Linked DNA regions of Homo sapiens: region 2 is linked to region 1. A link is an interaction called in ENCODE POLR2A ChIA-PET data of the cell type or tissue named here. Cell type or tissue: MCF 10A. All regions are shown on one strand. Links, peaks and the distances in the headings refer to the core of each region. The heading gives the core; the rest is flanking DNA.

The links. Peaks named below come from ENCODE experiments on the same cell type or tissue, not always from the same donor. Only the 100,000 strongest peaks of a DNase experiment are listed, where the experiment ranks them.
Region 2: POLR2A ChIA-PET joins it to region 1 with 5 read pairs; 8 of 35 experiments call an interaction of 5 or more read pairs at or near these places.

Annotation. Positions count from the first base shown.
Region 1 is chr5:151,101,066-151,109,767 of GRCh38, forward strand. ANXA6 (annexin A6) reads right to left here. Exons shown (of 26, transcript NM_001155.5): 22 at 8,688-8,702; 23 at 7,390-7,485; 24 at 4,180-4,238; 25 at 2,505-2,627; 26 at 1-442. The coding sequence ends at 383. Among named protein-coding and RNA genes, the nearest start is that of TNIP1, 24 kb to the left of the region's middle. In MCF 10A, for the core only: no CTCF peak of the experiment used is centred there; a DNase peak (open chromatin) is centred at 3,886.
Region 2 is chr5:151,032,933-151,036,932 of GRCh38, forward strand. TNIP1 (TNFAIP3 interacting protein 1) reads right to left here. Exons shown (of 18, transcript NM_006058.5): 13 at 3,858-3,989; 14 at 2,650-2,775; 15 at 2,070-2,135; 16 at 676-867. Among named protein-coding and RNA genes, the nearest start is that of GPX3, 14 kb to the left of the region's middle. In MCF 10A, for the core only: no CTCF peak of the experiment used is centred there; a DNase peak (open chromatin) is centred at 1,939.

The DNA.
Region 1 (8,702 bases), core at 1,806-5,805:
TGCCACCAACCCCCTCATTCAAAGTACAGACACTACTCATTTTACAGACAGAGGTTCAGGATGTTTTTGGATCTGACATAGCCCAAACCAGGGCAGAGGCTGTAGCAAGGGGAGGAAGCTGGGAAAGCCTGAGGGTCAGAGGGGAGTGGAGGTGGACAGGATCTATGGCTACGGTTTTTCAGCCGCTCAGCCGTGCTGGGCCCTCGATGGCCCGTGGGAGTGGGAGCGTTTCCTAAGCTCCACTGAAGATAAGAGCCCAACCCAACCCCTCCCCCCACCCCTGCCCCTTCCTTAGTCTCTGGAGCTGGAACAATCAGGCTTGGCCATGGCGGCTGGTGCTGATAACCATTTCTTGGCAGAAGTGCCCGCCAAAGCTGTGGCCCTAGTCCTCACCACCACAGAGAGCCAGCAAGGCCTTCAGGAAGTCTCCGGAGGTGTCACCCTGGCAGAGGCAGAGAGCAGAGTGAGTGAAAACAGTCCTTCCAGTCTCAATGCCCCCTCCTCCCGGCTGCCCATCTGTCTGGACATCTCCCTCGGCTTCTCTCCATGACCAACATAGGATCCCATGCCACATGTAGGCTACTGGGATCTCCCAGACACATAAATGTGACCACGTCCCTTTTGTTTATCCCCAGGAAGATATGCAAGCTCCCGGCCTGGCTTCAAGGCCCTTTGGGATCTGACCTGTGCAGAGCTCTGCAGCTTCACCTGTTCCTTTCCCCCAGGAGCATCTCAGTCCTCTCTCCACCTGTCACTCCCCTGTCCAACATGCCCCTGTGCACCCCCAATCCCATTTGCCAGCAGGGCCCTCTCCTCTGAGAAGCACTCTGGCCACTCTCTTGCGTCAGGAGGCACAGTGAACTCTGGCCTCCCTTGGTTCCCCTGGCACTCTGCTGATACCCTCCCCCATGGCCCTTGGCATATCGTGTTAGGTGATTTCTTATTTGAACAAACAACATTGAGTGCTAACTGCCAAGCCATTGCTGGGAATGGGTACAAACACCATCACGCTCACCACACATCACAGTGGTCTGGTATACGTTCAGACTGGGGAGGCCAAACTTCCTGACCCATGGTATGGTATGGATCTCCCTTCTGAGGGACTCCTATCATTGTTATGAGACATGGTTTTCGGGATTTTGTTTGTCCTTGTATTTTTTGATGTATGATTTTAAAACATAATATAGTATCAAAATGTGCCAACAATTTACTTACATTCCTACTAAGTCTGTAAGAGACTGCCTCTGAGATGCCCATAGTCTCGTTAGCCAAGTAGAACCAAGCATCAGACTTTAAGATCTTGGCTGATCTCAAAGAGCAAAAATATAAGCTCCATATGTCAAAAAAGTCAGACGCAGCCAGGTGTGGTGGCTCACACCTGTAATCCCAGCACTTTGGGAGGCCAAGGCAGGTGGATCACTTGAGGTCAGGAGCTAGCAACCAGCCTGGCCAACACAGTGAAACCCTGTCTGTACTAAAAATACAAAAATTAGCCAGGCATAGTGATGCATGCCTGCAGTCCCAGCTACTCGGGAGGCTGAGGCAGGAGAATTGCTTAAACCCAGGAGGTGGACGTTGCAGTGAGATGAGATGGCACTGCTGCACTCCAGCCTGGGCGACAGAGCAAGACTCCGTCTCAAAAACAAACAAACAAACAAAAAGTCAGACACAAAGGGTCACATATTAGGTGATTCCATTTATATGAAATATTCAGAAAAGGCAAATCTACAGAGACACAAAGTAGCTTGGTGGTTGCCTATGGCTGGGGATGGAACTAGATAAACAGGTATGAGAGAGCTTAGTGGGATGATAGAAGTGTTTGGAAACCAGCTGCATTATGGGAATGGTTGTACAACTCAGTAAATTTACTAAAAACTGTTGAATTGTACCCTTAAAACAGGTGAATTTTATGATATGTAAGTTTTTCGTTTGTTTGTTTGTCTGTTTTTGAGATGGAGTCTTGCTCTGTTGCCCAGGCTGGAGTGCAGTGGCGTGATCTCAGCTCACTGCAACCTCTACCTCCTGGGTTCAAGCGATTCTCTTGCCTCAGCCTCCTGAGTAGCTGGGATTACAGGCATGAGCCAACACACCCAGCTAATTTTTGTATTTTTAGTAGAGACAGGGTTTCACCATGTTGGCCAGGCTGGTCTTGAACTCCTGACCTCAAGTGATCCACCTGCCTTGGCCTTCCAACGTGCTGTGATTACAGGTGTGAGCCACCATGCCTGCCCATGATATGTAAGTTATACTTCCATAACATTGCTTTAAAAAAAGCAAAAAATGGGCTCTTGTTTTATTTGGAAATCTTTAATTATAAACCTTTGATTCTTTTGGAATTGATTTCGGTATAAACAATGCAATACAGACCCCCTTTCATTTCAATATCCTGGCTGTTCTAAGCGGTAACCCACTGGAAAAAAGTCCATGGGAATAAAGACTTCTAATCTTATATTAGGGATCTGACACTCACCCGCTTCCTGCTAACCTCTAGCCCCTCCCCTTACCTCAATGGCTTGGTGGAGAGACTTGTCATATTTCTCAATGAATTCCCTCCGGATGTTGAGCAGGTCAATCTCACTGCGGGATACCATGATCCTGGTCAGAGTCTTCTCATCTGTGCCAGCACCCTGGTGGAGCCAGGCAGGAGGGAGACACAGGCGGAAGGAGAGATAGAGCCCAGTCAGGCAAGAAACAGTGGTATCCCATCTGCCTTTCTCCCTTGTTCCTTCCAAAAACAGGGCGGATGTTCCACCTCTGTCTTCTGCAAACAGTCCTGACCAAAATCCCTCTGTGCCCAGGACTGGCCAGACTGACACGCAAAAAAGATGTGTGTGGGTTGAATAGTGTCCCCATGTCCACCTGGAAACTCAGAACATGATGTAATTTGGAAATAAGGTATTTGCACATGTAATTAGTTAAGATGAAGGCATACTGAATTAGATTGAAGCCTAAACCAATAACCAATATCTTTAGAAGAGGGAGGGCACAGACATACACACAGAAAAGTGGCTAGGTGAGGACAGAGGCAGAGACCGGAGTGATGCATTCACAGCCAGGAAACACCAAGGACTTCTGGCAACCACCAGAAGCTAGGAGAGGCAGGGGAGTGCTTCTCCCCCAGAGCCTCCAGGAGGACCCAACCCAGGCGACACCTTGATTTTGGGCTTTTGGCCTCCAGAACTATGAGAATAAATTTCTTTTGTCACCCAATTTCTGGAATGTGTTACACCAGCCCTAGGAAACTACCACCGGGCCCAAGGAGCAGGCACAGGGCATGGAATGTGTGGGCAGCCAGAGCTGCCTCTGCCCCCAGGGAGCGACAAGCACCAGCCTAGGAGTCAGAGCTAGGTTCGAGTCCCAGCTCTGCCTCTTAGGAGCTATGTAAATGTGGGCAACGTTTTACCCTACCTAGGCCTGAGTTTCCTCCTCTATCAAATGAGGATGCTACCACAATTTCACAGGACTGCCATGAGGGTCAGCTGTGGTCAGAGAGATGAAGCCCTTGGCACAGGCTTGACACATCGTGAGTGCTCAATGAATGGCTGTCACATTTGGAGACTGTAGGGTGAGGGTCTCAGGTTCCTTCCTACCCTCCCACCTGCCCAGGCTATCTGCAGTTGAGACTCCAGTGGCTGAGAGGGTGGCCAGTGTGGCTTGGGCTCTCCCAGAAGGGCAGGACTAGACTCAGAGGGGAGCGCTTGTGACCTTTGATGACTATTTGTCCTAGGAGACCCTGTGTCCCCGGATAGATTGTGAGCTCTGAGAGGGCAGAGACTGTGTCCTACCCAGCCCTGTGTGCCTCCAGAGCACATTTCTCAACCTTGGCATTTGGGGCTGGATAATTCTTTGTTGCGCAAGCTTATCCTTTGCACTGAGGTTGTTTAACAGCATCCCTGTTCTGTCCCCACCAGATGCTGGTAGCAACAATCTCCAAGTTGTGATGACCAAAAATGTGTCTGGATATTGCCAAATATCCTCCGGGGCGGGGGAAGGCGGGGGAAATCACCCCCAACTGGGAAATACCATCCTAGAGCCAGACAAGGGCAGATGCTAATAAATGTCAAATGGGAAGAAACAGCTGCCAGGAATCCTGATCTGGGGGATGGTGCACATCTGTGTGTTTGTGTGTGTATGTAAGTCAGTGCTTGAAGGGAAAGGAACGCCAGCATGTTTTCTTACCTTCATGGATTTGTAAAGTTTGTCGGCAAAGAAGAGAGGCTTGTTCTTGACACTTTGAACTGGTAGGAAGAGCAGAGAGATGCGGGGAACGTGGTCAGAGGCTGTGAACCCAGACTCTGGACCGGCCTCCCCCATCTCCCCACCTCGTCTATCCCTGCATGGGTCTGCAGATCATTGTCAACCCCAGGGTCATGCTCAGACGACACCTTTGCTCCCCTTCCCCATGCTTCCTCCTCTGGCCCATCCTTAGGCCTGGCTCTCAATTGGTTGCAACTCTCTTCCTTCTAAGGTGCTTACAGCTAACCAAGGTCAGGAGAGGATTCAAAGGTAATTAACTCCTCATGAACCCAAGGCACGGGGCCTCAAATTTTTAAATGCATTGGAATCACCCAAAAAGCTTGTTTAAAACTCAGGGTTTAGGCTCCACCCTAAAGATTCAGATTTTGGAAAGATTTTGAGCAGTGGTTCTCAAAGTGTGGTTTCCGGACCAACAACATTAGCATCACTTGAAAACTTGGAAGAAAGGCAGATTCTCATGCCTCAGATTCCAGATTCCAGAGATGCTGAATCTGAAACTCTAGAGGTGAGTGACCAGCTTGTCCTAGTTTGCCTGGGACACTCCAGGTTTTATTAGGTTGGTGCCAAAGTAATTACAATTTTTGCCATCACTTTCAATGGCAAAACTGCAATGACTTTTGCACCAACCTAACAGCACTGAAAGCCTTGCGCAAATCAGGATGGTTGGCCACCCTACTCTGGTGCAGCCTAATGCTTGAGAGTTACTGATTTAGAGAAATATTGCTCCAAAGAATGACTGTCCGTTGGTAAAATTTAAGGGACCATGCAAATCCCTGGGGCTGAGTGTTTCCCCAGGGCCTGAACAATCTTGCAGGATTGGCAGCCCCTGCTCCCTACCCTGGCTGCAGATAATGCCTGCCTGGTTTCACCAACCCCGCCCTTTCTCAAAGCCTAGGGTTCTCTAGCCCTTCACAGCTGCTTGACTGCAAGGCTCCAGAGCCCACGCACAGGTGTCTCAGACAGCTTAAAAAGGAGGAACCAGACACCAGTACTATAGCTGGAATGACTCTGGATATAATGAGAACAGACGGCAAGAGGCTGGAGTTGCGTACCCCAGTGGCAGAGTCAAGCAAGACTCCTCTGCAACAGGCTCAGGAACCCTGTGGAAAAGATCACATCACACACCTCCCATCTCCAGCTCCTTACATATCTCCCTACTACCTCCCAAACAAATCCCAAGCTCCTTGGCTTGAATGTCAAAGCTCCTGGCCTCCTTTGCAACCTCATGGCCCTTGCTCCCCCATTCCCAGAACAAACTGCAAATTCCTGTGTCTCTCTGTCCTTCCTGGATAGATGCATTTCCTATCTGCCCTTCACTACATTATCTCTCTAAATCAAATCCCATCCTTCAAGGCTGTACTTGATGTCCATGCCCCCAGTCATGACATCACCTCCAGGAAGCCTTCCCTGACTTCAGACCTAGGGCTTTATCAGTCTGGCTAAGAAGCACGCTGGGCAGAAACTTCTCTCCTCTGTAACCAACCCCACAAGTCTTCCTAAAAACTGAGCCTGTCCATCTGTCACATGGGACCCCGATGCCTGCCATTGGATGGAGGAGTGTGAAATGGTGTGTTGTGGTGTGTGTTTGCACGTGTATACCTGTTCAAGGTGGGAGGAGAAAGGGAAGAGGGAAATACACGAGGAGGGTAGGAATCTGAAAGTGTCTCCAAAGGCTAATTATTCTGGTGTTAAGAACATGAGCTTTGGAGGTAGGCAGCCTGTGGTTTGAGTCCTGGTTCTACTGCTATAAGCCTCTCTGAACTCAGTGTCCTCTTTTGTAAAATAAGCTGGTTAAGAGCACCTGATGAGAATGTAACTAAACCTGCGTGCAACTAACTTTGCGCAGGGCTTGGTGGGAAACAACAATACAAATACAAACTAACCCTTGTCCAGTGAGTATTACATGCCAAGAGGCACCGTTCCAAGTGCTTTACATATAATTAACTAATTTCAGCCTCACAAAATCCACCCTATGGGCTGGGCACTGTTGTTATCTCCACTTTACAAAGGAGGAAATTGAGACACAGAGGTTTTGTGACCTGCCCAAGGACATATAGTGAGTAAGTGGCAGAGCAGGGATTCAACCTGGATTCCATGCTTTTATTCGTCGGGCTATCCCGCCTCCTAGATATTGCTCCTGGGTGGTAAAGGCCCATCACGTGCTAAACAACACCCCTACCACCACCTCTACTTCACCCAAATCTAACACACCTTTCCCCCACATTTTAGTGTCTCTGAAATCAAGATGTGTTTTATAATTGAAGGCAATTATGTGAAAATCTTCCACGGATACCTCTTGGTAAGATTTTTTAAAAGTGCATTGATGCAATGTGTTTTATAGTAAATGAAACAAGATACCACTAATGATGAATATTAATGAGAATAACTTCAGCCCTAACCCATATCCACTCATCCATATTTATACACGGTGGAATTAAGATCCAAAAGGGAAAAACCTTTTCAAAGTCAAGAGCTCAAATTATATAAGCGTAACCAAAAAGCCAGGTACTGAGAGGAGACGAGGGTCTGTGTGTGTGTCATCTGCATCTAGCGTGTATGTGTCTTGTATGTGTGTGCATGTGTGCTGCGTATATGTGGTGTGCATGGGTCATGTGTGCATAGTGTGTGAGTGGTGTGTGTGTAGGTGTAGTGTCTTGTGGGGGTGTAGCATGTATGTGTATATATAATGTGTTCTGTGTGTGATGTGTGTATGTGTGGTGTGCACCTGTCACATGCATATGTAACGTGTTTTATGTATGAGTGTGTGTCACATGTGAGAATGTGTGTGTGTATAGTATGTGTCTTGTATATGTTAGGTGTGTGTGTCAAGTGTGTGTGTGGTGTGTGTGTGTATACACCCTAGTTGTGCAGGACAGCGTGCCCCCTCCCCTGCCTGCCCCAGTCTTCCTGGTTCTTCCCTAGCAACAGTTATTTTCTCACCCTCTCCTGCAGCCTCGCACAGACCTCATGACATTCCTGCACAATCACACATTTGGCAGCACCCCTGGAGGCGAACTGTGACAGTGTTTACTTTCCAGTAGTAGCTTCGGAGGCTGCCAAGGTTCTATTCTTCCAGAGAATCTGTTCAAGTTCCCAGTGCCCCCAGCCCTTCCCTTAGTCCCTGCCAGTTACCAATGGCCACAAATGCATCCCTGACATCCCCAGACATCTCCTTCTTGATGGTGTGCTCCACGTCATAGTTGGTCATCTTGATGAACTCCTGGAAGACTGGCCACAAGAGAAGCCCCAGAGGTGGGGGTGAGCTTCAGTGCAGGAGGCGGAGGACCCCTCCTCAGCCCCACCCAGTGCCTCCCACAGGCTGTGCCTGAGAAAGTGGAAGGGCAGCAAATATGGCCACAGCCCAGGCCTAAATGCATTGGGCAAGATCATCCCGATAGAGAAGCTCTGACATCAAGGCTGCCGTGGGCTCAGAGCCAAATCTGTCCCACGCCAGTCCCCGTGCCTGGCCAATGGTCTTAGAACCTCGGCCAAGTTCTGGGAACCCAGGCTGGGGTAGTAAAAGGAGCACGGGTCCTAGTCATGGTTCTGCCCCAGCTCACTGAGGGACCTTGGGTGATCCCTCTCCTTCCTGGGCCTCCTCTTCCTCCTGTGTCCGCTTGGGATGAAGACACAATGATAACACTCAGGAAACACTCACTGAGTCAGGCATTGCGCCAGTGCTTTATGTGTGTTATGTTTTTTGTATCTTCACAACAATCATCTCGGGTAGAGCTAAAACCCTGATTCCTACGTAAGGGAGCTCAGGCGCAGAGATTCGGTGACTTGCCTGAGGTCACATGGCTGTTAAGTGGGGGATTCAAATCAAGGCCGTCCAGTGCCCAAGTCCATTCTTTTAGCCACTATGTTAAAGCACCTTAAATACTGAGAAGTGCCAGACATTAAATGTAGACATTTAATGTAGTGCCAGACATTAAAATGTAAATGTCTCAGTGCAGGACACTTCATGATTACCGAGTGCCAGGGCCACTGCATACAGGTGTGCCCTGAGCATGCGGCAGCCTGTGGTTCAAAGATGTCTATGTGGGTCTTGTGCCACCACCACCTCTCGCTGCCTTGCTCCTGGCAGGCATCGCCAGTGAATCATGACGCGGGACCCCAGAATCCTTAACACAGCACTCTAGGCAGCTACTACCAATCAGAGTTGGCCTTTGAGGTGAAATCCAGTTGCTATACCTAATCCCGGGCATCCCACCTGCTTCCCTAAGGAGGAGAAAGAAGGTGAGGTATAAGTGGTAGAGCCAGGACTAGAACCCAGGGCTCCAGAGTCGCCGTCACCCATGACACGCTACTGCTGGGTTAAGGAGGAGGTGGGTGGGCAACGGGCTCCTCTTGCCACAGAGAGCTGAGAGGCTCTCATCAGATTCTGGGATCTTCCTGCTGAGCTGGGAAGGGAGGAGGTCAGGCCTCACCTCTCCGGAGGTGCG
Region 2 (4,000 bases), core at 1-4,000, 70 kb before region 1:
CTGGCCAATATGGAGAAACCCCGTCTCTACCAAAAATACAAAAAATTACCGGGCGTGGTGGTGCATGCCTGTAATCCCAGCTACTTGGGAGGCTAAGGCAGGAGAATAGCTTGAACCTGGGAGGCAGAGGTTGCAATGAGCCGAGATCGTATCACTGCACTCCAGCATGGGCAAAAAAGAGTGAAATTCCATCTCAAAAAAAAAAAAAAAAAAGGAAAAGAAAATAAAAAAAGAGAGGAGAGAAGAAGAGGAGGGGAGGGGAGAGGAGCGGAGGGGAGGGGAGGGGAGAGGAAAGGAAAGGAAAGAGAGAGAAACATGGTGAGGCTCTGGAACCTAGTTACACGTGGAAGTTATAAGAAAAAGCAAACCCAAACTCTGATACCCATGGCCTGGGGCCTGGAGGGAGTCCTCCTTCCCACCCTGCACTCTTACTCAGCCTTCTCCGTCCTAGACCAGTGACCCTGAACAGCTGTGGGGCAGCCCTGCGGGACTGTGGCCAGATCCCTGCCCCTGGGTAGCAGCCCAGAGCCAGGCCCTGGACACCCACCTGCCACCACGGTGCTGTTTAGTTCAGAAGGATGCAGTTTCTGAACCCCTCACTTAACCTTCCTCTCTGGAAGGTGTCTGGGGCAGCCTCTGTGTGTGCCCTGGAGCAAGGGAGGGACACAGACTCACCAGATGGAAGAGGCGCGAGTTGGGGAGTGGGGGCGGGTGCTCCATGGCCATGGGGGGAGGGGGGTAGCGGATCTGGGACCAGTCCTCGAAGCCATGGTGTGGCACCATGGCTGGCATGGGCGGGTAGGCGTAGGGGTAGGCCCCGCAGAGATGTTCTGGGTGGGGCTCCACATGGTAACGCTCTCCTGAGGCCTGCAAGAAAGGCTGACGTCTGGCTTTGGCCTGCAACAGGCTGCAAAGGACACCCATCTCATCACCCTCTAAATAGAATGTTAGCTCTCTGAAGGCTAGCAGGCTGGGTACCAAAGGCTGGTATGTGGTCATGAAAGGCTGCTACATGGGTACAGAAATCTGGATACATGGGCATAGAAGGCTGGATATATGAGCATGGAAGGCTGCATGGGCATGGAAGGCTGGGTACACATGCATGGAAGGTTGTGACATGGGCACAGAAGGCTGGTACATGGGCACGGAAGGCTGGTACATGGGCATGGAAGGCTAGTACATGGGCACGGAAGGCTGGTACATGGGCACGGAAGGCTGGTACATGGGCACAGAAGGCTAGTACATGGGCATGGAAAGCTGGTACATGGGCATGGAAGGCTGGTACATGGACACGGAAGGCTGGTACATGGGCACGGAAAGCTAGTACATGGGCACAGAAGGCTGCTACATGGGCAGTGAAGGCTGGTACATGGGCACAGAAGGCTAGGTACATGGGCAGTGAAGGCTGGTACATAGACACGGAAGGCTGGTACATGGGCACGGAAGGCTAGAACATGGGCACAGAAGGCTGGTACATGGGCACGGAAGGCTGGGTACATGGGCACGGAAGGCTGGGCACATGGGCATGGAAGGCTGGGCACATGGGCACAGAAGGCTCATACATGGGCACGGAAGGCTGGGTAAATGGACACAGAAGGCTGGGCACATGGGCACGGAAGGCTGATACATGGAAACGGAAGGCTGAGCACATGGGCATGGAAGGCTGGTACATGGACACGGAAGGCTGGTACATGGGCATGGAAGGCTGGGCATGGGCACAAAAGGCTGGGCATGGGCACAAAAGGCTGGTACATGGGCACGGAGGGCTGGAACATGGGCATAGAAAGTTGGATACATGGGCACGGAAGGCTCATACACGGCCAAAGAAGGCTAGTCACATGGGCACGGAAGGTTGCTACCTGGACACAGAATGTCAACAGTGATGACAGCTAATACATTGTGGGCACTGCCTCTGTACCAATACTGCTCTAAGGCTTTTCCTGTATTACTCATCAGTTAGTTAGCAGAGGATGTCCCCACGCCCGAGCACACACTGTGCATCCATCAGGCTAGCTCCATGAGGAAGGTAAGAGGATGTCAGTGCTGCTACCTCCCTCAAGCCTCCTCACCTTTGCTTTCCTCTTCTGCTGTCTGAGGGCTTCTCTTGCCTTCTCCTCATCTTTGAATGCTTTTAGCTGAGAGAAGAAGGGAGGGAGAAAAGACTGTCGGCACAGGTGGTTTCTGGCCAGGCCTGGATCCAGGGCCTAACCAGCCACGAGGACTGACCGGCTGATGCTTCCCTCTGGGCCACCATGCGTGGGCCAGCCCCGGGAAAGGGCCCTGAGGGCGGAGCACAGCCCAGGCTGTTGCTGCAGGCCACCTGCTTGTCACAGTGGTCTGTGCACAGGTCAAGAGGGTTCACGTGAACCTCGCTGCTTCTCTGCTAACATCTTTTAGTTCCACTCTGGGAGAGTAAAGCCCAGAACTGACTGTGGAAAGTCAGAGGTAGAGATATCTTAGAGTAAAACTCGTAATTGTACAAAGAAAGAGTCAGAGAGGGGAAGGGCCTTGCCGAGCTCAAATATGATTGCAGAGCTGGAGAGAAGCAGTGAGGGTCCTGACATCCAGCCTCACCAGGGCCCTCCAATCCATGCCCCCTCTCCCCACGAGGACAGGCCAGTTGCCCTTCCTGGGTCCAGTCACTCTTACCTGGGCATTTGACAGGGTGACCTGGGCCTGCAGCTTCTCCACTTGCTTCTTCAGCTCTTCCTTCTCCTCATTCATGCGCTCACGATCACTGCGCTCCCTCTGGAAGTCCTCCTCGAAGATCTTCACCTGGTGTGGAGGGAGGGTGAAGAGAGGGAGGGGGATGGTCCTGAGTGGGGATTTCTCCTCAGGCCCAGACTCCCATGCCTCCTGCTGGGGTCACAGATGGCAGAGCTGGGGGTCGCCATGGGGAGTGGGACAGCTACACCTCCAGCCTCCACCTTAACTTCAAACAGAGTAGTTCTGTGTCCCTCTATCTTACATTCTGGGCTTCAAGCTAGGACTTTATTTGAACAAAGGATATATGGTTTTAAAAAAACGTTGAAAGCCATCAACCAGTGCAATCCTTTCACTCCGCTGAGACCCACAGGGGCAGTGATCACAGAACCAGAGTGTGGTGTAGACCAGAGTTTGGATCTGCTGGTTCTGAGGGCAGAGACCCTACAAACTCCGCTAGGGCTCCAGGGTGCCCTGGCAGAGGTGGGTTGGGTGGGGCCTGCCTCTGTCTCTTAGCCTGTAGTTTCACATCCTTAGTGCAGATCAGCTGAGACACTGGCTAGGTTCAAGGCAGTTTAGGAGGATTAAATAGCACAGAGACAATGGGAGAGCCACAACCTTTTCGCTTTCTTTCACCCCAATCCTTCTGTGTCCCTCAGGGCTAGTAGGTCTTTAATACCATTTTAGTACCTGCCAATCTCCTTTAAATAAAGGAGAAAAGAACTCCAGTTCAGAGTCTTCATTTGGCAAGAGTATCCGGCTAGAGTTTAATAACATTGTTCTGTTTTTATTGTTTATTGCGTACAGTTACTTTCTACTTGTGACAAATAATAAATGGTTTTTTCCAATTACAGCAGTGATATAAAGCTCCCTTTTAAATTCATTTATTTAGAATTTATTTTTTAAATACTAGGTAAATAATAGCACGTGTGGGGCATAGAGATGGCTAAATCATAAAGGTGGTAGAGGAACGACTTAAGCTAGGGTTATGGTGCTGGAAAGGATAAACCTAGAGCCAGTGGGGGGCCCTGGCCAATGGCCAGAAAGTGGATTACTAATTACAGGTTCCATGTGATTCCAAGCCGTCTGGGCCCTCAGGAAAGCTCCAGCTCCCACAGAGCACCTCCCACCTGATTTCCTCCCGGAAGCCTCACCTGCTGTTTCAGCAACTCATTCTGCGTGACCAGCTCCTGTTTCCTTAGGAGGGCCCCTGCTCCTTCTGGGCTCCCAAATGCTGTTGGTGGAGATGATGGCGGGGTTTGGATGCTCAGTGCTTCCTCCAGGGCCTGGAATCAGG